2 separate regions of the Mus musculus genome follow, and region 2 is linked to region 1. The links are chromatin loops, found by intact Hi-C in ENCODE. Cell type or tissue: heart. All regions are shown on one strand.

Region 1 (8,000 bases):
ACGAAGCTCTTTTTTGTCTAAGACTTTCATTTCCCTTCCTCGCTGTGTCATGTCCGTAGTTTCTGCACTGTGTCTTCAAGTCTGGTCCTCTTTCATCCCTGGCTACATCTAACAGTGGTTGATTTATCCAATGTGTTTTCCACCTGACCCATTATCGTTTCCATCTTTAGATATTTTCCTTGGTTCTTTTTAATGCCTTTCATTTCACTACTTTATTTTTTCAACCAACAGGATACACTTACATCACTATTTAAAGGTTTAGTTTTTCCAGTTAGTTTTAGCACCTCTGTGTTGGGAGCCTGTTTTGATGTTTCTTTTTCTTTTCCTTTTCCGTTTTTTTTTTCTCTTTAAATTTTTTCCTTCCTTTTTTTTGGAGTTATAATTTCCTGCTTCTTTTATGACTGGTAAGTTTATAAAAATTATATTTAGAATGATACAAGGTTAACCTTCGATGCTGATGCTTAGCAGTCCTGTTAGGCAGGGTGAGCTTAGTTCTGTCCTGAGCTTAGTTTTTCTGCCAAGGGCAACCCTTCCGTTTATTTTAGTCACATCTTAGGATGGGCACCTTTTCCTCTCTCTGGTAGTACCAGTTCTTTGTGGCATCTTGGATCCTCAGGAACTGCCATGCCAGTTTTCTCTGGGATGTTTCTGCTCCCCCTGCTAACGAGCACCTTGCTGCTGCCTGTTGCTTTATGTTTGGGCTTTTTGTTTTTCACTTGCCTCTGTCTCTGACTGTCTTTGTTTATAGGAGTCTGCTGAGGGCTGTTGGTTTCCACTTGCTGACGAATATTTCAGTGCATCAGATTAGAACTATGTGTCATATAAAATTGATAACTGTATCTATGTAGCCAGTATCCATTCTCTTAAAAATTATACTTTAAATGATTTCTCTATTTTTCCATTGTTTAAAGTAGAATGGAAAAAAGGTTAGTGATCCTAAGTAGACAGTGAAGACTTCTGACTGATGACCACTTTTGTATTGTAAGAATAAGGTTCTATCTGCCATTCTCTTCTGTGATGTGTGATGTCAGGAAACTGAGTTATTTCATCCCTACCCTTCTATTCTCTCATCTATAAAATATCTATTATAGTTATGCTTTCTCTCATTTCCAATTTCAAGAACACTATAAAGCTCTGGATGAATACATATAACTATTTATATATTCCTCTCTTTATAATGTTGTGTTTTATCATTATTTTAGGGGGTAAACTGAAGAGCTTTCTTACTCCAAAATGTATATCTACTTCATTGAACTTCTGTTTCTATTAAATAATCTAAATGTTTATACAGAACAGGAGAGAAAGACCATATGTCTTTATATAAAGACAGCAAATATTTTTTTCTGTTGTTAATGTTTCTATTTTGTTTGTTTCTTCATTTATTTCTAAAACAGAGTGTAACTATGTGACCCAACCTGCCTTTGTGCCTGATATGTTCAGCTCTGCTGAAATCCATGTTCACTTTAAACACAAGGTTGTTCAGAAAGTGCTGTTCACAGTAAAGTAAGAGCAGGGAGTCCCAGGTACCCATGCAGATTGGTCTTGCTGCTCATAGCTCTACTGTACTTGCATTTCAGAAATCTACAAGAAAGGAATTGCATGTTTGACCATGACTACCTGAAGCTTTTTAGAGGTAGCAAGTGCATTTAAACAGATTTACATGCTATACCATAAATATGTGCACCAAAATATTACAATACACCCCATAATAACTATAATTTTATAACTTCATGTGTCAGTATTTGTCTTAAAACTGCATTTAAATTCAAATAAAGTAGACTATGTTTAACATTTTAAAAAAAAGATTTATTTCTTTATTTTATGTGTATGAGTACACCATTGCTCTCTTCAGACACAGCAGAAGAGGGCATCAGATCCCATTATGGATGGTTGTGAGCCACCATGTGGTTTCTGGGAATTGAACTCAGGATCCCCAGAAGAGCAGTCGGTGCTCTCAACAGCTGAGCCATCTCTCCAGCCCTAACTTTTTTAAAGATCTAGAAAAATATAAAAAAGAAATAAATTTCTACCTTGTTTTATACCTCTTTTCCTGTCTCTACATTTTTTCATTTGATTCAAGCAAAGTGATTTAATGTATATTTGATCTATACTATATCTCCTTTTTCTTAAGGAAAAATTTTTCCTCAGTAAGTTAACAGTTTTATATGTATTTATTTTTACTAAGATGAATCATAGTTTTATTTTACTAAAAGTGGGAAAATATTGTGTTTATCTTCATGAGCCTACTAATCCGATAAACAGTTTAATATGGTCTAAAAATTGGTCAGAGCAACCCTATTTTATTCAGTTAACTATTGAATCGAGTCCTGACCAAATTCCGTGTGTATTTTCTAGAACTTCTGCATCAGAATATCTTTGAATAGGAAGGATCTGAACAGGGTTCCATCCTAGAGAAGGCCAGGTCAGAAAGCAACTGAGTGTACTCGCCCTGGCCTGTGTCCTGAAGATGTGGACAGTAGGGTTTTAATCAGATACTTAGGTAATTCCCCCATCTGAAAAGGTACTCTTCTTAAAGTCAGAATTCCTGTTTTGTAGACTGTATCCATTCTGTAATTTCACTTTTTGTAGAATGCACATGCCATGTTGAGTTGAAACTGTATATACAGGAACACATTTATTCTGTTGCTGGATATCTTTGCTGGCCTCTTTATTGTTCTCAGAAATGTCTCCTTCCTGTGTGTGGAAGTTGTTAATTCTTGCAGATCAGGCTAATCCTTCGTCCCTCTCATGTGTTAGAACAGGGTCTGATTCAGAGGCTGTAGACAACAGGAGGTTAAAGCCAGCGCCCTCTCCCTATAAGAATTACTGGGTTAGCAGAGAAGCACCTCTTAGTTTATTGTACTCTGGGACTTTTCATAGAAAGAGGTGAATATGTTCTTCTCAAGATGAATGCATCAGGTCATTTTTTTTCTTTTTCCTCTCAGGCTAAAATGTTCTATCAGCCCCTTGTTTTGACCTTATAACCATCACCTGTCTCAGCCCATCTTTCCTGATTGGTGCGTCATTCAGCCTGTTCCTTCACTTATGTTTTGAGGATTTGACTCCCCCTGGTGGCTCCTGGCGTCATGAGTCAGGGCTTCTTTTCACTTAGGGTTCTCTTAAAAAGGCTCAAAGAGCAGCGTTCATGTTCCAAATGCTGCAGCAATCTCTTGAGACTTAAGGTAGGTTTTCCAAAGTTTTTAGGAAGTCATTTCCCCTCTAAGAGTTTGCCAAAGGAGACTAGAGTAGACCAATGCTAATTTCGTACATACAGAAGAGACATTCTGAGTTCGTGAATACTAAACGTAATTGGTTTAATTACAAATCATTTGCTAAAAAAAGTTATGTTCTCATCCATAATTAAGAAAGTTTCTTTCATCCTCCTAAAATAGCAGTAATTGTGTTATAAAAAAGGAAACGAAAATGTTTGCATCGAAAAAGAATCCATAAAATGTTTGAAATTGATAGTTTGATGTGGCAATACATTAAATGAGATGATTTCAAAATACATTTAATTTGACAGCGCTCAGAGACAGGCAGTCCTCATCAGCATTCTTCTTTGTGGCTGCTTCAACATAAAAGAATTGTGGCCATTTAGATCTCAGAAATTGTCACTTTCTGTTTTAACTTTTATAGCCCTGCATTTATTTGAAGTGTCAACTTCTATCTCTCATTTTTCTTTTCCTTTCTACCATTAAGTTGAATTAAAGAATGGGTGTGAATGTCTTACGAAGACCCTTCTCTTTAGTTTGAAGAAGAGTTTGTTCTTTCTCTTGTCGTGAAAATGCCTTTTTCATTTAAATTAGAAATAGAACATTGGATAGACTCTTAACAAACTGTCCTATCTAAAAACGTTAGATGATTGCTTCTTATTAGCAATAGTTAATGGAGTTATTTTCCTACCTGCATTTGAAAAGGACCTGCTAACATTCATTGCAATCTCACAGCAAGAGCAGGTTGAAGTTTCCCATTGTTATCTGGGAACCCAGAGGTAAGAGTTCGGGGCTTTGATTTGTTAGGTCTCTTCTGCTTTTGTTTGTTTGTTTGTTTTTTGCGTCCTGAGTCACTCATTTGGTGTCTCTTCCTGTTTTTCAAAGTCTCCCCAATTTCTGTTAACTGATGGGCTGCTGTGTTTTACATGTGTGCCACCCAATAGGACATGACTTAGCCTCCTCCCAGTGGCTTTGGAGGAAGGCAAGGGATGTGGGATGTCCTCAGATCACCAGGGCATATCTCCTAGAAGGTTGTGATACCTCTGTCTCTCAGGATTTCTGCTGCTGGTCCCTGTATTTCCTGCAACACCTGCTCCTTGGAAAGTTGTCCTGGAAACTCTCTCTTTTTTTTTTTTTCTTTTTGTTTTGACTTTTCTCTTTTTTTCATTTTATTAGATATTTTCTTTATTTACATGTCAAATTTTTATCCCCTTTCCTCATTTCCCCTCCGAATACCCCACTAGCCCATTCCCCCTCCCCATGCTCACTAAACCACCCATTTCCACTTCCCTGTCCTGACATTCCCCTACACTGTGGCATCGAGCCTTCACAAGGCCAAGGACCTCTCCTCCCATTGATTCCAGACAAGGCCATCCTCTGATACATATATGGCTGAAGCCTTGAGTCACTCCATGTGTACTCTTTGGTTGATGGTTTAGTCCCTGGGAGGTCTGGGGGTACTGGTTGGTTCATATTGTTGTTCCTGCTATGGGGCTGCAAACTCCTTCAGTTCCTTGAGTTCTTCCTCTAGCTCCTCCACTGGGGACCCTGTGCTCAGTCTAATGGATGGCTGTGAACTTCCACTTCTGTATTTGTCAGGCACTGGCAGAGCCTCTCAGGAGACAGCTATATCAGGCTACTGTCAGCAAGCACTTGTTGGCATCCACAATAGTGTCTGGGTTTGGTAACTGTATATGGGATGGATCACCAGGCAGGACAGTCACTGGATGGCCTTTCCTTCAGTCTCTGCTCCGAACTCTGTCTTTATATCTCCTCTCATAGGCTTTTCTAAGAAGGACTGAAGCATCCACACTTTGGTCTTCCTTTTTCTTGAGCTTCATGTGGTCTGTGAATTGTATCTTGGGTATTCTGAACATCTGGGCTAATATCCAGTTATCAGTGAGTGCATACCATGTAGGCCCAAGAACTAGGGCTGATCTCTCTTTACTTCAGAACTGCTAGCTTTTTATAATTTGTCTTGGCTACTTTGTTGTGATAACATACTAGACTAACATAGGGGGAATTCATGTGAGAGTCTGTGACAAATCATAATAGGATCCCTCTTAGGAAAGTTAATTTTCTTTTTAACATCTTACCATAGGCAGGAGGGTTAAAAACAAAACCAAAAACAAACAAAACCTATAGCTCATATTTGCTCTCTGTATCATACTGACTAAATGTTTTATACTGCTTCTTTATAGAGCAAACTAAACAGAGTAATTCACCATGTTAGTGCAATGCCCCCCGCCCCCCAGGCCAGTCCCAGTTAACAGCACTACAAAGTCTTTGCTCCACCCGACAATTGCCAGAATACACAGCTGTGAGTATTTTAAACACATATTAAAAAGTTTCCAAATGAAGATGGTTTCCCCTCTCTTCCCAGAAAGGAAAGGAAAATGAGCAGTCGCCGGTCACACTTTTTGCTCGGTTGCTAAGCCATAAAATACTGAGTAAGATGCCCTGACACTATGACAATCTGAACAGGACTTTTTGAGGATGCTTAGCCAGGGGTCACTTTATAAGACTGTATAGGGATGGTCTGTCTTTAAGCGTCCTTCGGTAGACATTGACACGAAATGTAATGGAAAAGGAAGTCCAACAGCTTCCATGTGAATTGTGCTTACTCTTATTCTGCTCAAATAATCGTGGATCTAAAGCAGCCGTTCTCAACCGTTCCAATGCTGTGACCCTTTTATATAGTTCCTCATGTTGTGACCCCCAACCATAGAATTATTTTTATTGTTACTTCATAGCTATAATTTTGCTACTTATGAACCATAATGTAGCTATTTAATATGTAGGATATCTGTTATGAGGATCCTGTGAAAAAAGTTGTTTTACCCCCATTGGTTTGCAACCCACAGGCTGAAAACCACTAATCTACTCAAAGCTGATTCACTGAAAACATTTTTAAGTTAGTAATTCACAGCCTTCTCTATTTATTTTTCAAATAGGACCCTAAGTATGTGATTTTGAGACAAGTGAAGGGTTAAAAGGCCAAACATTTTGACTCTTTCTTTCTAAAATGGAACTAGGTGAGATAGGAGGATAAAAAAAAAGCCACAGGTGCACTTTACTAAGTCTCAAAATTTTCAATGAGAATCTCCTGGGTTATTTGTTAGAGCATAGCATTTCTGTGCTGGTGGATCAAAAAAAGATGACTCCTCTAGTGGTTTATGGTCTATGTATACAGCACTGCCCCTTGCTGTTTTGTTTTAGTGTGTATATGTGTACATGTGTACAACACTGCCCCTTGGTGGCTTATGTGTCCATGTGTACAATACTGATCCTTGCTTTTGTGTCTAAATATACACAGCACCACCCTTTTATTATTTATATATTCTGTTCATAGTATTGAGTCTTGATGGCTTATGTTTCAATGTACACAACACTGCTCTTTGTTGCACTGTGTGTCCACATGCACAGCATTGCCCCTTTTTGGCCCATGGTTTTTGCACAATATTGTCCCTGGTTCTTGCTGGTTTATGTATCTATGTGCTAAGTCTGTTGCTGGTGGTTTATATGTCCATGTGCACAGCACACATTTTGCTGGTATTTCTGTCCATGTACCCAATATACTGACCCTTAATTGTTTTGTAAAGATCATTTTTCTCTCTCGTAAGTCAGCCATTCACTATAAATAATGTGCGCAGCTCCCTTGGTCTTCTCTGAGACACTAGAGAACCATCATGTGTGTGAGTATGAATCTTAGAATGCAAATAAAATGCTCCCTATATAGCAGGCCTGGCTATTGTCTCTGAGCAGAAGCTATAGTATAGACACAGGATAATGCTCATTCAGTGGGTTTCCCCCTTCCTGTCACATTACCACTCTGCATTTTGCTTTTATGGCAAATTGGATTTATAAATGTCTGCAATTATAAAACATATCTTTAATTCAGTGACTTCAGGGTGATTTCTGTCTTCTCTTTTCATTTCATTGAATCTTATATCAAGTTAAAGCTGACTTGAGAAGCAGGCTTGGGCAAAGTGCAATTTTGCATAATTGGATTCTATGGGAAAGATGAATCTAGAAACCAAGTGTGCAGCACGTTCCCTGCATTCTTGTTAAGTAACCTTTAGCAGCTCTCGGTGGAAATGCCTCAGTGGTTTTTCTCCATCTTCAGCTGGGCAGCTACAGGTCTCCATCTCTATTAACCCCTGGCTTTCCTTTTGGTGTCTGTCTTTCTGAGTGTCTTGTTCTCCTCCTGCCTTTCTGCCTTATGTTAAGCTACTTTGCAACATAATAAGTTAATGGTGTTTAGAATTACTTTGGAGATAAGGAGATGACTTTTTATGCATGTGTTCAGAAATGGGTGTTTTGAGTATGTTTCATTGTGGCAGGGGTGGGGGGAGGAGGGGAGGGGCTGGGGAGGTTTCCTTCCAAAGCAAAAAAGGGAAAAATGTAAGTTTCCCAGAAGTAAAGGTCAAGAGACATGGAACAACTATTTTATTATTTGCTTTCAAAACAGAGAGAGTATGATTTATGTCAGCTAGAAGCTTATGTCATAGTTGTGCAGGTGCTGCTGTGGAGTGTGACCCCCCTCTAATCCCCATAACGACACCGGGCATTGACCACATTAGCTTTGTAGTTACCGACGACTGCCTTCCCCGGGGCCTTCTGGTTTCTAAATCCAGCCACCTGGCTAGCAGGCCAGCCAGTGCTTGATGCAAGAACATTGTTTTCTCAGTATAGCCTGAAATTCATTTTGTGTATTTTGTGTACATGGCTTTTATGTGACTGTTTATGATGATACCTCTGTGGTTCCATTGGAAGTCACCAGGCATA
Region 2 (8,000 bases), 350 kb before region 1:
AGTTCAGTACAGAAGAAGGCATCGGATCCCTTAGAGACTTAGACTGTGTAAGCCACCTGATAGCAGTAATAAAAAACAAACTCAGATTTTCTACAAGATCAGTACTCTCTTAACTGCTGACCCAGATCTCTAGCCTTCCTAGTCACATTCTTAATAGTCCGGTCATAGACACATCTGCAGGGCACCCATGAGAAGGGTACATGATGTTTATACAACATGTACCATGTGCCTATCACGAGGCTAGGCATTTACTTTTTATCATCTCATGGAATCTTCAAATTTATGACTCATGACATATCCATGTATATACATATGTGCTAATTGATTCCTTAATTGAAAGACAGCAGATTGTAAGTATATACTTTTCTTACATTTCCTTATGTATAGACTGGACAGTCATCTTATTGGTATGACTTCACAAAGACTAAAGATTTCATTTAAGCATGCGGTATTGACATAGAATTTACTTATCACCTGCTTCCGATAGAAAATAGCCTTTGTACTCTGCAGATTAACTTACTTTTCATAAGGCCTAGCAAAAAATTTAATCTGATGGTGAGTAGATGTTATCTAGAGTCAGGAATTATCAGAATGAGAAATTGGAAGAGATTAAACAGGGAAAAGGCGGGGCCCAGAGTTCAGCATCTTTATCAGTTCAAGTGGCAGTCAACCAAAGTTGTAATTGGGTTAGAAAAGACATAGTAATTGGCATAAAAGAAAAGGCAATCTTAGAAAAGGAAAAGATTCACCTTGCATTTGAATCGTGACACTGGTTAGAGGGAGAAAAGGGAACATGTGTGGCCAGGGACCACAGAACCACACAAGTTATAGAATCTGGGATTTAAATGGAATTCCAGCTTCATTTTTTCCCTTTTTCCCCCCCTTTTTTTCTTTGTGTGTAAAATCACATGCATATGTGTGGGGAACAACAACAAACAAAATCAACCTAAGATCACATTTCTCAGGAGCCATCCACCTTGAGTTTTAAGACAAGGTCTCCAATTTGTGGAGGCTGGCTGGCTAGCAAGTCCTGGGGATTTGCAAGGCAAGCACTTTACTGATGGCGTCTCCCCAGCCCTGAAATCCCAGATTCCCTAATCCACAGCCTTGCTGGCATCGCTCAGTTTTGCAGTGATGGAATAATCTGAGTGCTTGGTGCTTTGTTACTATCCCTGGTTGGGCTGGCTTTCCAGAATCCTTTTGGAGCACCCTTGAGCTAGGCTTGCTTATGGTTTTTTTATTTTTTATTTTGATTTTGTTTTGTTTTGTTTCGAGATTTATGGCTGAAAAGAAAAGTCGGCTGACTGCAGAGGCCTGGTAGCAGCATTGCCTGGTAAGTGGTCTGCTCTGGAGTAGTTGTGGAGTTCAGATTCCAACCTCACTGCTCGTTGACTGTGCTCTTTTGAGAATGACTCAACTCTGTGCACAGGTTCCTTTATTTGTAGGATAGGAATTATAACATCTTGCTCTGGGAACTTTTTTCTTCTAAGATGAAATGAGATAGAACTGTAAGTGTGTGGACTATTGCCTCTCCCACAGTAAGTATCTATGCCAGGCTGTACGATTTCATCATAAACGGCAGGAAACTGCTAGGCAAGCTGACTTAGTGAATGAGGCACAATAGTAAAGTACATGGAGTGAGCGAAGGCAGTGTAACCATGTAGAAATACCTAGGGGGAGACGGGTGCCAGTTTTGCCTGTTCTGCTGCGGTTTGAGGCAGTTGGAATACAGGAGTATTACAGATGGTGAAAACTATAGAAGGGGTAAACGTAGGAGAAACAAGGGCAACAGGAAGACATAGTGGGCCTTCTCCTCTGCTCTTTGGTCACGCCCACTTGACAAACCACAACAGGAATGGGAAGCAGCAGGGGGAGCAGCAGCCTCTCAGGACTCCCGGTAATTTTTTTTCTCTTTTTTTTTATTAGGTATTTTCCTCGTTTACATTTTCAATGCTATCCCAAAAGTCCCCCATACCCACCCCCCCACACTCCCCTACCCACCCACTCCCCCTTTTTGGCCCTGGCGTTCCCCTGTACTGGGGCATATAAAGTTTGCAAGTCCAATGGGCCTCTATTTGCAGTGATGGCCGACTAGGCCATCTTTTGATACATATGCAGCTAAAGACAAGAGCTCCCGGGTACTGGTTAGTTCATATTGTTGTTCCACCTATAGGGTTGCAGATCCCTTTAGCTCCTTGGGTACTTTCTCCAGCTCCTCCATTGGGGGCCCTGTGATCCATCCAATAGCTGACTGTGAGCATCCACTTCTGTGTTTGCTAGACCCCGGCATAGTCTCACAAGAGACAGCTCTATCTGGGTCCTTTCAGCAAAATCTTGCTAGTGTATGCAATGGTGTCAGCGTTTGGAAGCTGATTATGGGATGGGTCCCTGGATATGGCAATTACTAGATGGTCCATCCTTTCGTCACAGCTCCAAATTTTGTCTCTGTAACTCCTTCCATGGGTGTTTTGTTCCCAATTCTAAGAAGGGGCAAAGTGTCCACACTTTGGTCTTCGTTCTTCTTGAGTTTCATGTGTTTTGCAAATTGTATCTTATATCTTGGGTATCCTAAGTTTCTGGGCTAATATCCACTTATCAGTGAGTACATATTGTGCGAGTTCATTTGTGATTGGGTTACCTCACTCAGGATGATGCCCTCCAGGTCCATCCATTTGCTTAGGAATTTCATAAACTCATTCTTTTTAATAGCTGAGTAGTACTCCATTGTGTAAATGTATCACATTTTCTGTATCCATTCCTCTGTTGAGAGGCATCTGTGGGATTGCAAGCTTGTACAACCACTCTGGAAATCAGTCTGGCGGTTCCTCAGAAAATTGGACATAGTACTACCGGAGGATCCCGCAATACCTCTCCTGGGCATATATCCAGAAAATGTCCCAACCGTTAAGAAGGACACATGCTCCACTATGTTCATAGCAGCCTTATTTATAATAGACTCCCGGTAATTTTATACCCTCTAAAGAGTCCTCAGAATTCCAAGCAGGAACTACCTCTAGCTGGCAGAATCACACCCTTGCCAGAGCACCAGACGAAGCACAGATAGCTGCTGTGGATACTCTAGAGGAAGCAGCCTCATCTTCCACACCTGGGATTAAAGCAAAAACATATGCACATAACATAGATAAGGGCAAGGGAAAGACAGCATGTGTCCATGTGTCTTCTCAAATAGAGAATATAGATGTAAACATGTGATGTGAAAGCTACGTGGGTGGAGGCGTGGCATGCTACTGGGATTAAAGGAGGGGGAACCAGAGGCTGGGAGAAGGGAGACAAGCAAGGGTAAGGAGGGTGAATAAATGTAAGCTTATTACTCTATAAATCACTGCTGATTTACACATATGAAATTCTCATAATTAAGTCATTATTTTGTATTCTAATGAAAATAAAGAGGTGGGACCAGGTTGGGTATAATTCAGCTCCCAGGCCATTGGTTACTGATCAATGGAGATAATAATGGAGAGAGGGGAAAGGCTTGTTAGAGTTTTATGGGAGAGAATGAGCCTAATAAACTTGTGGGCGGAGGGCATGAGAATGAGGAAGTAGTCAGGTAGGAAAGAAATGGGCCATTACATGAGGCATAAAAAGTCAACAAGCCATTTCCCTCTCCCTCGCAGCCTTATAGATATCATTTAGGTGCATGGCCAGAGTAAAAGGTTACCCAGGTGGCAGACACACACACCTCAGGATTCTGTAATTCATGCAAGAGGAACTAGCTGACTTCCATAGTCTCAGCTCAGACACCTTATACCTAGAGAAAGGTGAGGCTGGACCCACCGGCCTGTGGGACGTTAAGACAAAGGAAGATATTTCCACTCTGTGATTAGGTAAATGTTTGGGGGTGGAAACAGCTGTTCACCATTTGTCACGCCATGTGTATTTTCTTCTGGTTCCTATGCTAATTTCAGGGGATCAACTAAGGGTGTGTTTTTAGAGAAACCTAGATAAGGGAGTGAGGTATCAGCTGTCCAGACCGTAGCACTTCATTAAAACTGCCCAGTTCATAGATTTGGACATCGATCCCATCACGCCCTGGAAGCCTCTGGTGTGCGAATGTAAGAAACAGCAAAAGCAATAACAGAGTGTGCTGAAAGTCTTCCAGAGATTTATACCATGAACCATTCCAACTAACTTGTCCTTTGGTGTAGTATCTTTATTTGCTAGTATTTAAACAATTCCCCAGAGATTATTGTTAAAAACAACCGATAAATCATAGCCTTTTGACTCTCATAGACCCATGCTCCTTTTAGTAGACCTTCAAACCTACAGAGACAGGATACAGATACAGGATAGACTGAGTGAAGGACTTCCAAGCATATGTTAAAAGTGAGACAGCTGAGCTGGAGACCCCTCAGGCTGATCCGCTGGCCTTGATACTTCATGTTGAGCCGAATTCCCATCTCAACTCTAGGTGGCAGTTTACTCCATGGTTTCTTAAGCTGTTTAAACAGGCAATAGATTCATTCACAGTTTTTTCCATGAATGCATAATTTTGTGTAAAAATTAGTTCCTGGCTCTTGGGATCTGTTAAAAATAGATCTGATTTTCAGAATAAAATCATGGCTCAAGGTACAGGTTTTCCATGTATCTTGCCATTCTTGATTGCATCGACTGAATAGGATAAAGCAGACAAGAACAGATAGAGATGAAGGTTTTAACTATCTTTTTTTAAAAGAATGTAATCCGCTTTAGCATGGCAATAGTTCTCTGTCAAAGTTGTGCTCCCATCATGCAGAAGAGAACGCATCCTGAATGATCCCTGTGAATATGTAATGTTCACCAAATCAAGGTTATGCGGGACTCTTAGTGCTCTGAGACTAGTTAGAGTATAGACTTAATTGAAGGAAAATTGTTCTACAAACAGACAAACCAAAATGAGGATTATGTATACCTGTGTTTCTTTGCATCTTTTTTTTTTTTAACCTACATAGTCAAAGTTAGAGTTTAGATAGATTCAAGAATGGTGCTACACCTTTCAAAACAACGCTTCCTCACAGCGCTTGCACCGAAACACACTGGCATGGGATGTACTGTTTTATTTTTATAAGGGACTTAAAAGTAGGATATGCAAGAAGATAGCTCTTTAGCACCTTTAGGAGAAAATGCAAGCAGGGCACACCAGGCTCCTGAGTGCGCCCAGAAATCAGAACACTGAATTCTGAAGTAGCACAAATAGCCTGTACCTGGCCCACAGGTGAGTCTGCACTCTCCACATCTCTGTTTATATGTTTGTCCACACAGAGACCCTGGTGGTATAAGCGTTCCCTGTCCAATACAAGGTAATACCATAGATTACCAACACAGTCTATAGGCTTCCATTCTATAAGTAGTTGTTTACATGAATAAAGCAGACACTGTTCCCTATAGCTGTCTCTGGACAGGTTTATCTCCATGCCCTTTACCAACCCATGGGCATTGCGGTCTGGTCCCAGGAGCCCCAGGAATGCCGGCAAAGCAGATACCACAAGAACTTTTCACTTCAGATTTCTTTCATTTTTAGTATCAGCAGAAGAAAAAAAAATGCATAAAGGATTTAAACTTTGCCTCAAAGATAGGATTTCTTTAAAAAGAAGCTAAAAATACAATCCTGTGTCTTTTTGAGTGAGAAACAAGATTATGTTTGTGCCCAGCGCCTGGTACATGGTATCCCGCAGTTCTCACTGCTCTGCATTTTATAAATGGTCCACCGAGAACCTCAAAGACCCTGGCTAATGTGTCAAATACCTAAGAAGCTGTTATTTGGAATTTGCTTGCTTGGGCTTGTCCTATTCCTACGCCCTCCTCTGTTTTTAGGAACACTAAGAATCTGTACATCAGAGGGCACCATCATTTAAATGAAGAGACATCCTACAGAATGAAAAAAAATCTTTATAAGCAAGACACCTGTTAGAGGATTTGTAGCTAGAATATACAAAAAACTGAGAAAACCCTACTCATCAATAAAACAAACAGCAAGTTGTCTAAACTTTCTGTTTAGTTCACTCGCAGAACTAAACAGAAAGTTCTCAAAAGATGAAACACAAATGACCAAGGAGCACTTTTGAAAATGTTCAACATTCTTATGCGTCACCCACCTTAGCTGGATGCTGTCATGGATGTAGAAAAGGGGAACATTTATTCGATGCTGGTGGGAGTGCAAACTGTTGTAGCCACTATGGAAATCAATGAGAAGATTTCTCCAAAAGCTGAAAATAGATCTATCTTGTGGTCAAGCTATACCGCTCTTGGGAATGCACACAAAAGACCCTTCACCCACGTCCACTGCTGCTTCATTCACTACAACTGTACTTTTGGGTACTTTATTGGGTTCTTTTCCCTACCACCCTTCTCCACTCTAGTCCCTTCCTTCACCCCAACACTAGGTAGGTGAGAAAGAAGGTTAGGGGGGAAGGAGGCATCAATCTTGTTAGAATACTTCCTGCTGATTAGTGTCCTGTTCCTTGGGGCAAGTCCAGTCTTCATTGTCAGGATACCCTCCTCCTTCTTCTCTGCTCTTTGGTCACGCCCACTTGACAAACCACAACAGGAATGAGAAGCAGCAGGGGGAACAGCAGCCTCTCAGGACTCTGGCATTTCTATACCCTCTAAAGAGTCCTCAGAATTCCAAGCAGGAACTACCTCCAGCTGGCAGAATCACACCCTTGCCAGAGCACCAGACAAAGCACAGATAGCCGCTGTGGATACTCTGAAGCAGCCTCATCTTCCACACCTGGGATTAAAACAAAAACATATGCACAAAACATAATGGGGCTTTTAAAAGAAACCACAATTCTCACTGCAATTCACAACATACAGGAGATGGAGATAGCCTAGATGTTCATCAATTGATGAATACATCAAGAAAATGTGGTACACTTACACAATGGAATATTATTCAGCTATTAAAATGGAATTATGAAAGTCACAGGCAAATTAATGGAGCTAAACAATGTCATTCTGAGTGAAGTAATCCAGACCCAGAAGGATGAACATTCTGTGTTTTTCTCTCATTTGTGGATATTGACTTCAGACCTGTGTTTTCCATTTGGAATATTCATAGAGGTCAAGAAGTTAGTAAGGGGCTCTGTATGTGGGACGTCTTAGGAAGAGAGAACACACTAGTACTAAATGTTAAAGAGGAATAATAGAACAGAAAGGGAGAATTTAGGTGGGGCCTGGAAGGACAGCAGAAAGTAGGAAATATGTCAATGGATAATTAACACTGAAGACATTCCTAAAAAGTCAAATGGAAACATATAACTGAAAAAGATTCCTAAAATATATACATACATATACAGAGAGCTTAGATGGAGTTACCCTAAAACAAGGCAACAATGTTCCTATTAGATAAGACAGACTGACAAATAACTAAGCCAGGGATTGGTTGCCTCTTTTGGAGTTGTTGGCCATTGAGAGTCTCTAGATTCCTCCAAAAATTATAGACCATGGTAGCCTATAGAGGCTATAATTATAGCCTCCAGAACTTGATGCTAAGACCCTAATGTTGAAGACACCATATACTTACATCACAGAACACAGAGAAATCAAGCTTGCTACCCACCTGGAAACTTCATATTGACTGGCTAGTTTTCATAATGTCGGAAGGTGCTCTACGTGTTACTAGAGGAGGAAACTAATCACCTAGCTGTGGAGCTTACAAACTACAACAATGACCTGCTTGGCAAGACATTCCCGCTGGTGCAACAGTGGCAAGAACATTGTGGGAATAATTCATGACTTACTGATTAGACCTTAAGCCCTCTTTACAAGATGAAACCTATCTCTGGTATCAATTTAAAGCCAACAACCTATGGCTAGACAAGTCCTAGGCCCTAGGGGAAAAGCTATTATTATTACTCTGCTAAATGGGCAGAGTGTCAAGCCAACTCCCAATGACTTATAGATCAATACATCTATAAAACCCCACCAGAAGAGATTTTATTTTGTTGTAAACGGCAATTAACACAGAGATTCACCACTGAGTCTCGTATCCTTTCTTTCAA

Evidence for each region. Hi-C counts contacts between places; a loop is a spot of excess contacts. Peaks named below come from ENCODE experiments on the same cell type or tissue, not always from the same donor. Only the 100,000 strongest peaks of a DNase experiment are listed, where the experiment ranks them.
Region 2: it touches region 1 in a loop (12-fold over the local background); 15 of 42 quality-filtered maps call a loop at or near these places.

The regions. Positions count from the first base shown.
Region 1 is chr12:34,660,021-34,668,020 of GRCm38, reverse strand. All of the region lies in intron 3 of Hdac9 (histone deacetylase 9), which reads left to right. Among named protein-coding and RNA genes, the nearest start is that of Gm46347, 120 kb to the left of the region's middle. In heart, a CTCF peak has its summit at 6,475 (motif pointing left); a DNase peak (open chromatin) is centred at 3,050.
Region 2 is chr12:35,012,672-35,020,671 of GRCm38, reverse strand. It overlaps Gm40385 (a long non-coding RNA gene), which reads left to right. Exons shown (of 4, transcript XR_872675.1): 2 at 1,276-1,333. Among named protein-coding and RNA genes, the nearest start is that of Gm40385, 4.9 kb to the left of the region's middle. In heart, a CTCF peak has its summit at 4,430; no DNase peak of the experiment used is centred here.